Regions from separate parts of the Homo sapiens genome. Here region 1 is linked to region 2. Evidence: chromatin contacts called from ENCODE Hi-C or POLR2A ChIA-PET data. All regions are on one chromosome and are shown on one strand. Each heading gives the region's core, a stretch centred on a gene start or an enhancer-like site at or near the end of the contact. The rest is flanking DNA. Distances are from core to core; before and after follow the strand shown. Region 1 has its middle 25 kb from the start of ZNF786. Region 2 holds the start of CUL1 (cullin 1).

The links. A loop is a pair of places that touch in the nucleus more often than their neighbours do. ChIA-PET counts read pairs that join two places held with the same protein, here RNA polymerase II (POLR2A). Pooled maps may share reads with other maps.
Region 1: a pooled map shows a loop between it and region 2 (15-fold over the local background). The contact joins the enhancer-like site here to the promoter of CUL1 in region 2. A Hi-C loop is called at or near these places in 1 of 168 maps with a recorded cell type or tissue (CD8-positive, alpha-beta T cell), 3 of 37 single-sample maps with no recorded cell type and 14 of 50 pooled maps. POLR2A ChIA-PET finds 5 or more read pairs at or near these places in 1 of 52 experiments (PC-9).

The regions. Positions count from the first base shown.
Region 1 is chr7:149,064,669-149,067,368 of GRCh38, forward strand. No RefSeq gene overlaps it. Among named protein-coding and RNA genes, the nearest start is that of ZNF786, 25 kb to the right of the region's middle. RefSeq lists an enhancer at 637-1,519 and a silencer at 1,009-1,238. Within about 2 kb of position 1,268, at least 38 of the 41 ENCODE cell types and tissues checked have a DNase peak (open chromatin) inside an H3K27ac peak, as active enhancers do; they include CD8-positive, alpha-beta T cell and PC-9, where a contact is called at or near this core.
Region 2 is chr7:148,697,528-148,700,254 of GRCh38, forward strand. CUL1 (cullin 1) reads left to right here and starts at 1,376. Exons shown (of 22, transcript NM_003592.3): 1 at 1,376-1,502. RefSeq lists silencers at 231-290, 951-1,980, 2,281-2,380 and enhancers at 561-610, 1,678-2,403.

The DNA of each region.
Region 1 (2,700 bases), core at 18-2,517, 370 kb after region 2:
AAGGCAGGCGGGCACGTGGTCAGGAGTTCGAGACCAGCCTGGCCAATATGGTGAAACTCAGTCTCTACTAAAAATACAAAGCTTAGCCGGACATGGTGGTGCGTGCCTGTAGTCCCAGCAACTCAGGAGGCTGAGGCAGGAGAATCACTTGAACCTGAGAGGCGGAGGTTGCAGTGAGCCGAGATCGCGCCACTGCACTCCAGCCTGGGCAACTGAGTGATACTCCGTCTCACTCACACACACACACACTCGCCGGGGGGGGGGGGGGGTGGCGCACGCCTGTAATCCCAGCTACACACACACACACACACACACACACACACACACTAGCCGGGCGTGGTGGCGCACGCCTGTAATCCCAGCTGCTTGGGAAGCTGAGGCACGAGAATCGCTTGAACCCGGGAGGCGGAGGTTGCAGTCGGCTGACATGGCACCACTGCACTCCAGCCTGGGTGACAGAGCGAGACTCCGTCTTAAATAAATAAATAAAAAGAAAATGGAAGTGCCTAATATTGCAATTCAGCATTGTACTTTCACATGTGCCCTTTATGGGAATCCTTTTCTTTTCTCACCCGTAATTTCCTGTTCTTTCTCCCAATCTGCACCTCATCCAGCAGAGTCTCCGCCCACAAGCTGCGCTTAGGGAAGCAGGCACTCTCCGGAAACTCTGGACTGAGTAAAATCAATGGGTGCGTGCGGGACTCCTCCACTGATTCTTTGATTCCACAGCATTTGTACAGCACCCACGGGGGCCCCACACTAGGTGGGAAACGAAGATGAAAAGTCGCAGTCTCTGTTCCAAAGACCGCAGAGCCCAGGGCTGCGTTTCCTTCCCGGCCTTTTGTCCAGGCCCCAGGGAGCGAGCTGGGGGAAGGCTCCCCGGCCAGGGCTTCCCCACAGATTTTACTAGGTCAGGGCAGCCCCGGGGAGGCGCCTCCTCCCAGCCGGAACCGCCCGACTCCGCTTCGTCCTCTTGGGCCCACGGACCACTCCCCACTGCCCCAGCCCCAACACCTGCAGATCCTGCGAGCCCGAGCCCTCCCGCGACCGCCCAGAGAGGGTCTGACACCCGAAGGGGAACCCCAGGGACTAGTCCTGCCGTAGTCTAAGCTCTGGTCTCGCGGAGGAAAAGCAGGGGCGGCCCCCGTACGCGGGGCCTGCGCCCTTCAGCCCCAGCCCCACCCTGCGCGACCCCGGGATCTCGCTCGGCGGCGGCCGTTGCCCAGGGCACAGGCAGGGCATGCTGAGAACGCTCTGCCTTTCCTGTGCCTGGACACGGCTCGGGCTGGGATCCCACAGCGCCGCCTTCTGGCGGGAGGCACCCCCGCGGCGCTGTGCATTCTGGGCTCCCTGGATCTCTGAACTTGAATTGGAGCTGCTCCAAGCTCTCCAGAGATAACCTCCTTTAGGGTTACACGAGATTGCCTCTGAAATTGATAGGTATGTAAATTAGTAGGGATTTGGAGAATGTGTAACGTCGCCATTTTCGGTTTCAATTTTTGCTACTACAAGCCGCCTGTCTTCACAATGAAACTGTGTTATCGGCCGGGCGCGGTGGCTCATGCCTATAATCCCAGCACTTTAGGAGGCTGAGGCGGGCGGATCACCTGAGGTCAGGAGTTTGAGACCAGCCTGGCCAACATGGTGAAACCCCGTCTCTACTAAAAATACAAAAATTAGCCGGGCGTGGTGGCACGCGCCTGTAGTCCCAGCTACTCGGGTGGCTGAGGCGGGAGAATCACTTGAACCCAGGAGGTGAAGATTGCAGTGAGCCGAGATCGCACCACTGCACTCCAGCCTGAGCAACAGAGCAAGATTCCGTCTCAAAAAAAAAAAAAAAGAAAAAAGAAACTGTTATTAAATAAAATAATAGGAGTCCATTGGTTCGGACTCAGCTCCAGCACTAGGCTCCAAGAGACCACACCAAGATGGAGTTACTCATGCAAAAGTGCCACATCACCAAACAGGCCAGCATAAGGAAGACCCCTCTGCTTTTTTTTTTTTTTTTTTTTTTTGAGACAGAGTCTCACTCTGTCGGCCAGGCTGGAGTGAAGTGGCACAATCTTGGCTCACTGCAACCTCTGCTTCCCGGGCTCAAGCACTTCTCCTGCCTCAGCCTCCCAAGTAACTGGGATTACAGGGGTGTGTCACCACGCCCGGCTAATTCTTGTATTTTTAGTAGAGACGGGGGTTTCACCATGTTGGCCAGGCTGGTCTTGAACTCCTGACCTCAGGTAATCCACCTGCCTCGGCCTCCCAAAGTGCTGGGATTACAAGTGTGAGCCACCGTGCCCGGCCAGAAGACACCCCCTCTGCTTTAACCTTTAGAAGAAAAAAGTAACTTTGAAACAACCAACCCACTTTTAGTTTTCTGTTTCTGCTTTTCCCAAGCTTTTTCTGTCCATAAAACCAACCGCGGGCCGGGTGCAGTGGCTCACACCTATAATCCCAGCACTTTGGGAGGCCAAGGTGGGCAGATCACGAGATCAGGAGTTCGAGACCAGCCTGGCCATCCTGGTGAAACCCCCGTCTCTACTAAAAATACAAAAAATTAGCCAGGCATGGTGGCGCATACCTGTAATCCCAGCTACTTGGGAGGCTGAGGCAGAATTGCTTGAACCCAGGAGGTGGAGGTTGCAGTGAGCCAAGATAGCGCCACTGCTCTCCAGCCTGGGCGACAGAGGGAGACTCCTTCTTAAA
Region 2 (2,727 bases), core at 126-2,625:
TTCTTCTGAGATAACCCACTTTATGCAGGAAACAGTGTGGACTCTGGGGACGGCCTCTGCTCTGGCTGAGGATTTCTGTCCCAGAGCGGTACAGGAATCTGCGTAGTGTTTTAGTTTGGAGAAAACAGGAAGTTACACTCATCACATCTTTTGCCCAGATGATAGAATTCGAAATCCCCCCGGGGTTGTTCATGGAATGAGCCGCTCTGTTATGTTGTGAGCCGTGGTATTAATCAGCCACCCCTCACTAGGTGTTGGGGTTCCACCACGCTTCCTCCACCCCCCGTCACCACAGCAGCGGGTAGTATTTAGGTTGAATATTCCAAATAGTCAATTATGACAGTTAATTTCAAATGAGATGACTTCGAAGTACACGTGAAAACAATACTATTTTATATCACGACTCATGCCATCCGTATGTGTAATCAAAGCCTTCTAAGTCTTGATATGTCCTTACAAAGACGAAGGATAGAGTGAATGTCAAAATTTGCCAAACAGGAGTTACTGAAAGTCTGAAGGGGAAAGCCTAGTTAGGTTTTATCTTAGAAGTGATTTTTAAAACGAAACACGCAGATAAGCTCGAGCTTTCTGGAGCCGATTCCTAAGGCCTTGCAGGTGGTAAGGGGGTCGAGAATTGGCTGAGGTTCCTCGGAAGTCCGCGCCGATTCGGAGGGCCACCTCTGACTTTCTGATCTGGGGTGCAACCCCCAGTCCCTGTCCCGGTCGACAAAGGTGTGGAGTCAGGTTCCAGGCAAGCTGGGGGTGGGGGTGCGCACAAGGGAGGGGCAGGGGACTGGGACCCCCTCTTCTTCGGGGTGCTTCGGGCCGTTTCTCCAGAGGCTGGTGGTGTCCCCGACCCAAGCAGCTCAGCCCCGCTCGCGAGGTCCGAAGTGGCGGGAACGGGTCCTCCGCGGCGGTCCCAAGGCGAGGGAGGCTGTAAAACCTGGCAGAGAATCCGGCGCGCCGGGTCGGGGATGTCTCGGGTGCCGGGGGCAGGGGCCGCAGGCTCGCAGGTAGAAGCTTCCCCACGCGAGCGGGGGCCTCGGCCGCGGAAGGGGCGCCCCCGGGGCCGCCGGCAGCGGCGAGCGGGCGGGAGGGAGCTTTCCGGGCCCCTCCCGCGCCTCGGGCTGGCGGGGCGATGGCGACGACGGTTTCCCGGCTCCCCCGCCCCGGACGCCGATGGCGGTGCGTTCCGGCCCTCCCCCAACAGCTTCTCCCCCGCGGTCGCCGGAGCCGGTGAGGCCGAGAGGGCGGGGAGCCGCGCAGGGAAGGCGAGAGGGCGGAGGTTGCGTGGTGCAGGCGGCGGCGGCGGGAGGAGGAGGGCCGGGCGGGCAGGGGAGGAGGAGGAGGCGGGCGCCGTGTCGCACGCAGCTCCAGGCGGGGCAGCCCCGGTAGCTGAGGGACGCAGCTAGACCTTGGCGGGACGGGGCTTTCGCCGGGGCCCAGGCCCAGGGACCAGGCGGAGGCGTCGCGGGAGCCTTTGGGGCACCACAGAGATGCGGGTGAGTGTCGGCAGCCGCCGGGGCCGAGAGGAGGTGGCGGCGGCGGCGGCGGCGCAGGCCCGGCCCCGAGCCGCGGTGTCGCAGTGACTCGGGCCGCGACGGCCGAAACCAGGCGCCTGGCGAGGCCTGAGCCGCCGAAACGCGGCCGGGCAGAATGGCGGCCGGGCCGGGGGACTCGTGGGCGGAGGACGCCGAAGGTGGCAGAGGAGCGAGCGGGGCCGGGCCCTGAGTCACCCCGGACGGGCCGGGGCGGCCAGGCCTGGACTACGCACTGGGAAAAAGCACGATTCATCGCGCCTGGAGGCGGCGGCCTGGTGGCGCCGGCCCCTTTCCCCGCCGCGACCGGGCTGGGTTCTCGGAGGGTGGGCCGACGTGTGGCCCGGGGCGGCTCGGGCGTCCGCGCCTCGCCTGGTGAGGCGACCTCCGCGGGACGCCGGGACCCGTGCCCTTGCCCCCTCGCGCCCACGCTTCTTCCCGGCGCTGCTTTCCGGCCGACGCGTGTTCCCCTGTGAGCTCTGGGCTCAAGCGCAGGAGCAGCCGCGGAGCCGGGCTCTCTCGCTTTCCGGTTCCCTGCCCGCGGCTCTCGGGTTCCCCGCCTGCATTGTTGCGAACGTGCAGGGCGCTATTATTGGGTAACAGTCGCCCTTTTGCCCCGTTCTCCTGGGAGAGCGGGCCGGGGCATGCGCGCAGGGATGCTAGCCCGGCGGCCGAACCGGACAGAGCCCCCCGGCGCCCGCCTATCGCTCGCTAGTCGGGCCGGGCCCTGCGCTGCGGCCTCGGCGCGCCCCCGGTCCCAACGGGAGCGCGCGCCCTGACCCTGAGGGTAGCCGTGCGCCCGCCAGGCCGCTGGGACTTGGGGTCCCCAGACTCGGGGGTCGTCGCTTTTTTTTCCCTTAAGATCTGAAAGACCCCCGTTTCTGCCACCCGTGCAGTATTGTGTAGCGCAGACATAAGATAAGAAAGAGAGGAATGCTTGTAGACATTCCTTGAAATGAATCCCCAAAGTTAGGGTTTTCTCCCTGGCTGGCTTTGCCAAAAAGAGGATTCTCTTTTCCGATTGGGTCACTCTTGGTTGCTTCTGGTTCGTAGTAGGGGTTAGTGGTAAGTGCGCAAATACTGAATTGCAGTCTACTTAAATATTTGTTTGCTCTGTGTAATTGCTCTTTCCTGTAGTAGCATTAAAATCGTCAAAAGTTCTGAGTGGAGTAAACGATCACACTTTTTG